Linked DNA regions of Homo sapiens: region 2 is linked to region 1. A link is an interaction called in ENCODE POLR2A ChIA-PET data of the cell type or tissue named here. Cell type or tissue: CD4-positive, alpha-beta T cell. All regions are shown on one strand. Links, peaks and the distances in the headings refer to the core of each region. The heading gives the core; the rest is flanking DNA. Region 1 overlaps LOC101928306 (a long non-coding RNA gene). Region 2 overlaps HTT (huntingtin).

Region 1 (5,374 bases), core at 151-5,150:
TAAAGAGTGAGGCCGTCCTAAGGGTTCTGGGAGAAAAGTTTACAGTGGGTTCCTCTAACAAGAAAAATGTGATAAAAATCTAATACTTGATCTTCATTCATGCATACCTTCCATCTTGCTGTATACTACACCAAGTGTGTTTTTAACATAGAAATAGTGCTTTGAATGACTTATCAGTAGGATAAATGCTTAAGAACACATGTCACATATATCTTGTTCTTAGCCACTAGGTAAGTCCTCGTACTACTCAATCTCACACTGAGGTGAACTGCTCCATACTGTAGCTGCCACTGAGCCCTAAAAACAGGATGAGAAGATATATATTACCCACAATAACACTACCTAACCAACAAACCCAGAATCTCAGCAGCACACAACAATCAGCATTTAGTTAGCTCAGAGGTCAGCTGGAGGGTGACTGATCTTGGCCCATGCTCAGCCAGGCTCCCCTGGGGCAGCCCAGCTCAGGCCCCACAGACCTCTCATCCTCCTCCAGAGACCAAGGCTCTAACCCAGGTGTGCTTTTCTCATGTCAATGGTACAAAAACCCAACCACCCAAACACATCCCGGCCACTGGTGATGTCACACCTGTTAGCATTCCACTGACCAAAGCAAGCTATGTGGCTGAACTCCAAGTCAATGGGTGGGGAAATAGTCTTGTTTTTTTTGTTTTTTTTTTGTTTTGTTTTTGTTTTTTTTAAGAGATAAAACTGAAATAATCATATGGCAAAGAGTGTGATACAGGGAGGGGTGAGGATTTGGGGCTATTAATGAAATCTTCCATAATCGTGAGATAACTGGCCAGGTTATTATGTGACAGTCCTACTGACTTGTGTCAGGGACCTAAATTTTAATGGCAGCTCAGCTACTTTTTAGCTATGTGAACTTCGACAAGATCTTTTCTCTCTCTGAGCCTTATTTTTCTTCTCTGTATAGTAGGAGAAATAGCTCCTTTTTAATAGAGGTCTTACCAGGATACAGTAAATGATTTGATGGAAAAGCATATTATGAGAAAGCACTGTGAAGACATTCTTACTATTACCCCACGTCATAGGTTTCTTGAGTTGCTATACTTAGCTCCAAATAACTTCTGATGCTAAAATTAATCAAATCCAGGCTATCGGCTGCTTTAGAACAGGGATATCATTATCAAAAGTAATGAAAGCAACAACCACAGCATCCATGATAAAATAACAATAGGAATACAGTTGGCCCTCTGTATCCATGGGGGATTGGGTCCAGGACCCCCGAGGACATCAAAATCCATGGATGCTCAAATATCTTCTAATCAGCTCTCAGTACCCATGGGTCCCATGTGGACACTGAGGGCTGGCTTTACCATCGTATTTACAATTGCACTTCCTAGTGGTATCTCAAACACTAAGATGTAGTACTTATTCCAATGAATATTTGCTGAGTGAATGAATGAATGAATGAATGAATGAATTGGCAACAACAGTGATACATTTGAAAAACATTTCTCTGGTTTTAAAAGTGGTTTCCAAAGGGGAACTCTAGAAAAATATCTAGGTGAGGCGCCCTGGGAAGCCAGAGTTTTACCTGCTTTGAGGAGTAATTACTCATCTCTATAGATAGATTGTAAATGTTTTCTTCAAAAATCCCTAGCAGGCTTGCAGAGCCACGCTCAGTGTTTGTCTTTTCTCTTCAGCCAAATAAAACAGTTCTTCAAGCCAAAAGTTCTTATCTTTATTCTCTGTGGCACAGTCTAGCCCCTAAACTTTGATAATTGGGGGAAAGAGAAATTGGCATATTATTGACGACCACAGATGTGTCCAGCATTTTCAAATGTCAATTCCTTGGTTCTCACAAACTCAGAGGGAAGCATTAGAATCCACAATTTACAGATGGGGCTCTGAGCTCAGCAATATTGTGGAATTTGAACCCAGGGAACAGTTCAGGTTGGTTCTGGCTTTTTCCCTGGCCCACGATGGCACTAAATACTTGCTATTTGATTGCTTTATCAGTTAACTGAAGCTACTATTAAGGCAATAGCAATTTGGCATGGAACAAAATGATATAATACCTCTCAGTACCCCAGCTCTCAGGGCAACATCCTGAACCCCACCAGGCTCAACGAATGTTGATTCTGACAATGGTGATGGCTTCTAGAACCGAATTATCTTTTTATCAAACCCAGGATTTTCAAATCGGCCAAGCACAACCAGAAATTTCTAGGATTCTTCTGGGTTTGAAAACATCACTGTTGTCCAAGCCCCTCATTTTCCAGTTGAGAAGACTAAGCTCCAAAAATAAGTGACTTCTTAGGGTCACACAGCTAGTTAGTGGCAGAGCTTGAGTTTGTTGGAAAGTTCTCTCTCTCTCTCTCTCTCTCTCTCTCACACACACACACACACACACACACACACACACACACACAGCCAGGCTGAGGCAGGGGTTGTGGGGTGGGGGTGTGATACTACCAGCTTTTTACCATGAGGGACCAGGCCACAAGCAATGCTTCTCATCACCCCCTGCCTTTCAGAGTGGGGTTGAGAAACTGGTGGAGGCTGAAGGCCTCTGCACCCTGGAGGCCAGGGGAGTCTGTGGACAATGAACACATTTGAACGGCAGCCTCTCAGCCCGTACATTTGTGCAGTGCTCCCTGGGACTGATTTCCCCCGCCGGCCCTTTATTAAAAGCATGACTGAGCTTCAGAAGCAGCCTGGCTGGCAGAGGAGACTTGTGAAAGAGCAGTGGCACGGTGGATTGTGAGCTGTCAAAACAGGAAACAGATTCGCAATGGTGGTTTCAGGCTGGTTGACTCCGTGTGCGAGGGAACCAGCCCGTGACGTGAAGGTCTGTTTTGGCAGGCTGTGGGCAGCTGAGGCATTTCTATCACATGGGTTGGGGACTTCAAATGGTCCAGCAGCTGCCCCTTTTTGCCTCTCGGAGTGAATGGCTGGGTAGAACTGATTCTGCACAAAGACCAGCTCTGCTTCCTGAGAGAAAGAGCTCTGCCCTGTGCCCTGTGCAGAGTTTCAACACTCACCTGCTGTGTGATCTTGACACATTACTTAGTCTCTCTGTGCCTCAGCCTCCTCCTCTTTCAGATGGGGGCAAGAGTAGTGGAGAGTAAATGAAATGCGTAATTAAATGGTTCATCCTCTAATATTATGGATATTAAGTAATTTCAGAGCAATGCAAACAGAGGCACTCAGCACAGGTTGGTTAATGCTCTTGACTATCCCTGACCCTGTACCTTCTGATGCAGGCCAATGAGAGGGAGTTTTGGCTACTTCAACTCTGCCTGGGGTCATCAACCCAAAGTTTTTGGACCTGAGCATTTATCCCTAAAATTAACATCAACTGCTCATTGAGCAGCTCCAGTTTACCTGGCATTGTTTTTGTCCCTTGTACATAGCATCTCATTTAATTGAAACAACAAATCTGTGCACTAATCATACAATAAAACTAGCCAGTGAGCATTATTTGAACATTTGAGGTGGACTTTTAAGCACTTTGCATGTATTAACTCTATTAATTAGGTTTTAGGTCTTATTTCCCCCATTTTGCTCATAGAGAAACTTGCAGCTTAGATAGCTGAACTGAACAGACCAGGTCTGGGCACTGCAGATCATGGGGAGACTTAATTTCCTCTGGATAAAACCTCTCTCTCTCTCTCTGTCTCTCTCTCTTTCTCATACACCCCCCCACACACATACACACACCGTCACACATGTGTGCAACTGTGCATGGAAATAGCATTATTGGAATGGTAGGGAAGGGGTTCCATGGGCTATCCAGGTGGCCTGCCTTGGCCTGTAAGCTCACCTCCCTGGAGCCCAGTGTAGGGTGGAAGTGGCTGGGGGCCGGGAGGATGAGCTAAAGAGGCCCATGAGCAGCAGAGGCAGGGGCTGTGCCATAGCAGGGCAGGCAGGAGGCTGGAGGACAGTTGAAAGAGATGGTGTATTAGTCCATCTTCACACTGCTGAAAAAGACATACCCGAGACTGGGTAATTTATAAAGAAAAAGAGGTTTAATGGACTCACAGTTCCATGTGGCTGGAGAGGCCTCACAGTCATGGCCGAAGGCAAAAGGCATGTCTTACATGGTGGCAGGCAAGAGAAAATTGAGAGAACCAAGTGAAAAGGGCAACCGCTCATAAAATCATCAGATCTTGGGACTTATTCACTACCACAAGAACGGTGTGGGGGGAACCACCCCCATGATTCAATTATCTTTCACTGGGTCCCCCCCACAACACATGGGAATTATGAGAGCTACAATTCAAGATGAGATTTGGGTGGGGACACAGCCAAACCGTATCAGATGGGATGGGGGCTGGATGTCATGCTGGGTCCTGGCTTGCCAGTTTTTCTGGCATCAGGAGGATCTACAGGGGAGTCTAGATTTTCTGGCAAGCCAAAAAATATCCATGTTTCATTGGCTGCCTCTGCTCTGAATGCACTCATCCCTCCCACAGCCCCAAGCTCTCCCTAGTGAGTGAACTTTTATTCATTATTTCAGATCAGTTTGGGGGTTCCTCCTTGACTGCCCAAGAGAGTGGTTCCCTGGGCTCCCATGGCATTTGGAACTTTCTTCCACCAGAGCATCTGCTTGTAGCCTGAGTTCTGCTCTTGACTGAAGGAACCCTCAGGGCCATCTGGGTTCTGCCCAGCTTAGCACAGGGGCGTGGGACATAATGGGAGATGAATAAAAGTTGGTTGACTGATGAAAAATAGGAAGCCTCAGGGAGGAGGATCCAAAAGGAGTTTTTAATTAAAAAGGGGGAAAGAGGAATGAATACAACAATCTCATTGTACAGATCAGAAGGCTGGGACTTGGCCAGTGTTATGGGGCTGAACTGTGTCCTCCCAAATCCATATGTTGAAGTCCTAACCTCCAGTAGCTCAGAATGTGACAGTATTTGGAAATAGAGGCTTTAAATATGTAATTAAGTAAAACGGAGGGTTAGAGTGGCCCCTTATCCAATATGGCTGGTGTCCTCACAAAAAGGGGAAATTGGACACAGAGGCACAGACAGACAGAAAACCGTGTGAAGACACAGGGAGAAGACGGCCATCTAGAAGCCAAGGAGAGGGGCCTGGAACTTATCCTCCCCTCACAGCCCTCGGGAAGAACCAACACTGCCCACACCCTGATCTTGGACTTCTGGCCTCCAGAACTGTGAGAGAATACACTTCTGATGTTGAAGGCTTCAAGGCTGTGGTACTTTGTTCCACAGCCCTAGCTGATTCACACAGTGAGTTGAAGTGACTTGTTTATTGCCACAGGCCTCGTGGTGGCAGAGCAAAGATTTAAACCCAAGTCAGCTTACTCCAAGGCCCGTTTGTTGATCTCCCCACTCTGTGCATCTTTCTTAGGCGTTCTCCCATCTTCCTTTTGGGAGAA
Region 2 (5,374 bases), core at 54-5,053, 1.7 Mb before region 1:
TCTTCCCTGTCCTTTCCAAAGCGTCTGTGGTTCCACTTTTTGGGGCAAAGCAGGAATACTGGAAGAGAGAGAAAGTGGTCCTTTCTATAGTAATAAAGTTGACATTGATTCAAGTTCATGCTTGGGGAAAGGACAGGGCTACTAACAATTATAATGCTGGGAGCAATGGAATTTTCTCATGGGTATGTGGTAGGTTTAATTTTAATTATCCCAGTTAATTCTTAGAACTGCTCTGTGAAGTATTTCCCGCTTTGTGCTTAAGTTCTAAAAGATCCTGTGCCAAAACCAAGAATGAAAACCCAAGCATTCTTTCTTGCCCATCGATCTTTCTCTCATCAGGCCACTTCTTGGGTTGATAGTGGTGAGTGTAGCCGCTGCCACTTTCAGAATACCCACCATGGGCCCCAGTCACTGTGTGGCGTGGAGAAGAGATGGTTCTCTCTGTGTCATAGCTGAACAAGCCCAGCCCAGAGAGGTTTCTGCCCTAGGAGCTCTCGATGGTGGAATTGGGATGCGATCCCACATCCTGCCTGTTTTGAAAACAGCATTCTTTATTTCCAATTCCTGCTTCCATTGTTCCTTTTAATATTTCTTTGTTTAGCTCACAAAAACACGGCTTGCGGAGCTGCTGCGTGCAGCTGTAGCTGTTTCTCTGGGTGCAGCCTGCATCCGCCTTCCTGCCCGCCTCCTTTCCTGCACTGCCATCGTGGTCTCCGGGCACTTGGTCCCTTTCTCTTCCCCTGAGTCCCTTTGGCTCCCCTGTGCCACCCTTGTGATCCACAGGCTCTGCCTTCTTTCTGTCTCAGACTGCTGCTCATCACTACTCGGGACCCTAGGAAGGGAGGTTCCACCGAGAAGCATCTTCTCATCTCAGCCACGTTCTCAGTGCCACTGTTGTCTTTGTTAGGTAATGGTAGCTACTGTAACAAATAAACCAACATTTCCATGGCTTCACACCAGAGAAGGTTGTTTCTTGGTTTTATGACAATGTATTGAGGGTGTTCTTGGTTCACGGATGGTTTTCCTCCATGTGGGAATTCGGGGACCCAGGCTCCTTTCCTTCTTTTGGTTCTGTTCTCCAGGCCTTCACATCCTCTGTGTCTGGTTGGGGACAAGGAGAGGGAAGGTAAAGAAGGCTTTGTGGCCTTGGATAAGTGACAGGCATGCCTTTGCTGGTGTTCTCTCGTGGTGACAGGTCACAGCCCCACCCTGTAAAAGGGGACTGAGAGACGTCGTCCTGCTGCTTCCCAGCAGCAGCACTGTGGTCTCTGATGTGTTTTCTGTGAGGATAAAAACAGGTGATTCCAGGATGAGGAAAGTCAGGGAAACCCTTGGAAGGAGGGGACCAGGCGGGTGTCACCATGGGATTAGTGGTGGCTTCAGAATGAGCTGCAGCGAGTGCCATGCCTTCTAAAGCTTTTGCTATTCTGATATGCCCACACCATGCCCAGCAGGTGTCTGCCTTGCTCTCCGCAGAGAGAGTGATGAATCCTTCTCATGAGCCTCTGTCCAGTTGTTCCTCCCTCCACCTGGAAGGGACCCTGGGTTCCTCATAACATCCCAGCGGAACAGGGGACCTTCTATCCTGTCCCCAAGTTCATCCTCATCCTCCTGCCGGCTTCCTGGCCCCTCTTATGTCTGCTTCCTGACGCCACATCCTTCTGGATTCTCTGGAATTGAATTTTGCCTTTGATGCTTATTTAAAAATATCCATTGCAGGCCAGGTGTGGTGGCTCACACCTGTAATCCTGTGCACTTTGGGAAGCCAAGGTGGGCAGATTGCTTGAGCCCAGGAGTTTGAGATTAGCCTGAGCAACATGTTGAAATCCTGTTTCTATAGAAAATACAAAAATTAGCTGGGCATGGTGGCGCACACCTATACTCCCAGCTACTCAGGAACCTGAGACAGGAGGATCAATTGAGCCCCGGAGGCCAAAGCTACAGTGGGCTGTGATCGTGCCACTGTACTCCAGTCTGGTCAAACAGAGTGAGACCCTGTCTGAAAAAAAAAAAAAAATCCATTGCATACTTCACCGTAGCGAAACATGTATGTCTTACCTTTCCTTTCCTGCCTGTAGCTGCTCTTTTACACTTAACAGCCACACTAAGCCAGCCTTAAATGAAAAACAAACCAGCACTTCCTGTGCCCTCCTGCTTCCTTCATGAGGGGTCCCTCCCTCTGTGTACACTCCATTCTCATTGCCCATGGTGGTTTGTTTCCCTCTTGTTTCTCAAGCCATGGCAGCCTGCCTCTTGCCCTCTTTACTAAAAAGGCCTTTGCAGAGGCTGCCTGTGTTCTTTCTTTCTAGGTCTCTCTCATCCTAGGCCCTCCAGCTTGATTCTGTGGAGCTGCCCTCTTGTCACTCAGTAGCTTGTGGGGTCTTCTCTGTCTAGCCACTTAATTGATTGTGTTCCTCGAGTTGCTGTCCATGGTCTCTCGTTACTGTTTTCTCTGTGTTTCTGCCTCTCTCCTTGGCCTTGGTAGGTCCATCCCCTTTGTGACCTTGGCTGTTGCTCTCATGGACAACTTTCTCTTGCTGGTCCTTGTAGTCCTGGCATCCAGCTTCTCGACACGGGACTTGTCCTGCCAGTACCTCAGACTTGCACTTAAAATTGAACTAGCACCACTGTCACTCTCCAGGGCCTCTTCTTGTTAATTAGATCATTAGGGATGTTCAGAATCCCAGCATCATAGTATGTTCCTCCTCCCGCTACCCCAGGAACCCTAACCTTACCTCCTCCTCTCTATCTACTAGGAGGTGGCCCTCAGAGTCCGTCTCATCTTCCACCTGAACTTCCCTAATAGGCTCCAGCAGCTGCCACCCCGGGGGCTGAGTACTTCCTCCATGCCTTGTGCAGTGCTGAGCCCTTTACCTGGGTTCTCCTGTTTGCTCCTTATTACAGCCCTGCGAACAGATACTGCTCTTAATTCCATCTTACACCTAAGGAAGCTGAGGCCCCAGGTAAGGTGCATCCAAGGTCACCCAGGTAGTAGACAGTAGAGCCACGATCTGAACCAGGCAGTCTGATTCAGAGCCTGTGTTGACACTCAGCCACCTAGAACACAGCTTGGATTGTGGGTTTCTATTACCTGTTCAAAACCCCTACATCCCGGGTCTGTCCCTGCACGTGCTCTGTGGCCTGGCTGCATCTTCCTTGAAGGCAGTGCATGCCTCTTCACTCAGGGGGCCCATGCAGGAACAGAGGGCCCCACAGAAGGATGAGGCCAGTGCAGAATGGGCTGGAGGGGACAATGCTGACCAGGAAGCAAGTGTAGAGAAATCCCAGGAAACCTGGAGGAGCCAGAGACAAGGCATTAGAACTCCTCGTCGTGACCTGGTCTGCATTCTCTGAGTGTGCTGCTTCTGTTAGCTCGCTTCCTTGGTCTCAGGTTATAGTTTAAGGCATTGTGGAGCCCTAAAAAGCCTGTACTCTGTTTTTACCTGTTTTAGGACCCTTTCACTTTGGGGATGTGTTGATTTTTTTTTTTTTTTTTTTTTTTTTTTTGAGATAGAGTCTCGCTCCATTGCCCAGGCTAGAGTGCAGTGGCACGATCTTGGCCACTGCTGCCCCTGCCTCCTGGGTTCAAGCAATTCTTGTGCTCCCGCCTCCCAAATACCTGGGATTACAGGCACCCGCCACCACACTCGGCCAATTTTTGTATTTTTAGTGGAGACAGGGTTTTACCATGTTGGTCAGGCTGGTCTCGAACTCCTGACCTCAAGTGATCTGCCCACCTTGGCCTCCCAAAGTGCTGTGATTATAGGCGTGAGCCACCACACCCGGCCTGAAATTTAAATCAGAAATAAAATTTTGATCCCAACAGTGATGCCAGGCAGCCCAGATCTGGGGGAGAGGGTGGCCTTGGCCAGCTGGGCCTTTCTCTGTTTCCCAAGTCTTGCTGCCTCTCCCTGCTGGGCTTTGCAGCCTGTGCATGTCTCTGTGCCTTTGACCTTGTTTATCCAAAGGAGAGGATAGAATGAAGTCATGATTCCTGGAGCCCTGAGAAGGATGCTGTGGAGAAATTTGCCGGTAGAATCTAGCTGAGTGTGTTGCTGAGGTGCCAGCATTGTGTGTGGGGAGGCTGACCGCTTGGCCTGCCTAGGCCCAGGATGCTCCATGGCCGGGCACAGAGGCCACTTGGCTGTCAGGTGTCAGGAGCCTGCAGAGGGCACACAGAGCCTGGACCGCAGGGGGGTCCTGCTTTCTCACCTGGCCTCCTTCAGCATTTCTGTCCCTCAGTCCTTAGCAAGCCCAGGAGCTGTTGAGTTTGGCAGGTGCCGAGTGCTGTTCCTGCCTGTGTAGCTGTGGCTCAGTCCTGTGGGGGCCCCGCTGTGGCCCGAGTGCAGTGATTCGAGGCGCTGAGTGTTCCCTGACTCCTTCTCCAGGAGCTGTGTTCAGACTTTCGCAGCTCTTGGCTTGGAGCTCCTGGAGGGCTTGGCATTGCCGACCAATGTGGAGGTCGACAGTGAGAGAGGAGGAATGCTAGCTTTCTTGACCAGTCCATTAAATAAGTGGGATATTGGCCAGGCACGGCGGCTCACGCCTTAATCCCAGCACTTTGGGAGGCTGAGGCGGGTGGATCACGAGCTCAGGAGTTCAAGACCAGCCTGGCCAACATGGTGAAACCCCCTCTATACTAAAAATACAAATATTAGCTGGGCGTGGTGGCAGGCGCCTGTAATCCTAGCTACTTGGGAGGCTGAGGCAGGAGAACAGCTTGAAACCGGAAGGTGGAGTTTGCAGTGAGCCAAGATTGCGCCACTGCACTCCAACCTGGGCAACAAGAGCAAAACTCTATCTCAAAAAAAAAAAAAAAAGTAGGATATCTGTTTCTGCTTAGAAAAATCAGAATTTTCTAAATGCCAGGTGTTCTGAATACGTAAGTATGGGAGACGACTCAGCCTGTTTCATTTTTATGTAAAATCTTCGCGTAGCCATGTGGCACTGGACCGAGATGAAAGCAAAGACATTTCTCCTTAACTTTGTTTCTAGGAATGTTCCGGAGAATCACAGCAGCTGCCACTAGGCTGTTCCGCAGTGATGGCTGTGGCGGCAGTTTCTACACCCTGGACAGCTTGAACTTGCGGGCTCGTTCCATGATCACCACCCACCCGGCCCTGGTGCTGCTCTGGTGTCAGATACTGCTGCTTGTCAACCACACCGACTACCGCTGGTGGGCAGAAGTGCAGCAGACCCCGAAGTAGGTTCATAATGCCCCACAGCCCAGGGCGCCAGCCCAGCACCCTGTCCTGAGACTCCCAGTAACCTGAGCTTTGGCCACCGTTAAAGCATTTTCATTTTCCATTTTTTGTGAGGGCTTGTGAAATTTCTGCTGCATATTAATATTCCTTTCATGGACAGCATATTATTG

What was found. ChIA-PET counts read pairs that join two places held together with the same protein. Peaks named below come from ENCODE experiments on the same cell type or tissue, not always from the same donor. Only the 100,000 strongest peaks of a DNase experiment are listed, where the experiment ranks them.
Region 2: POLR2A ChIA-PET joins it to region 1 with 8 read pairs; 1 of 35 experiments calls an interaction of 5 or more read pairs at or near these places.

The regions. Positions count from the first base shown.
Region 1 is chr4:4,941,400-4,946,773 of GRCh38, forward strand. All of the region lies in intron 2 of LOC101928306 (a long non-coding RNA gene), which reads left to right. Among named protein-coding and RNA genes, the nearest start is that of CYTL1, 75 kb to the right of the region's middle. In CD4-positive, alpha-beta T cell, for the core only: no CTCF peak of the experiment used is centred there; a DNase peak (open chromatin) is centred at 2,752; H3K27ac peaks cover 961 bases.
Region 2 is chr4:3,194,737-3,200,110 of GRCh38, forward strand. It overlaps HTT (huntingtin), which reads left to right. Exons shown (of 67, transcript NM_001388492.1): 41 at 4,996-5,203. Among named protein-coding and RNA genes, the nearest start is that of MSANTD1, 52 kb to the right of the region's middle. In CD4-positive, alpha-beta T cell, for the core only: no CTCF peak of the experiment used is centred there; no DNase peak of the experiment used is centred there; H3K27ac peaks cover 676 bases.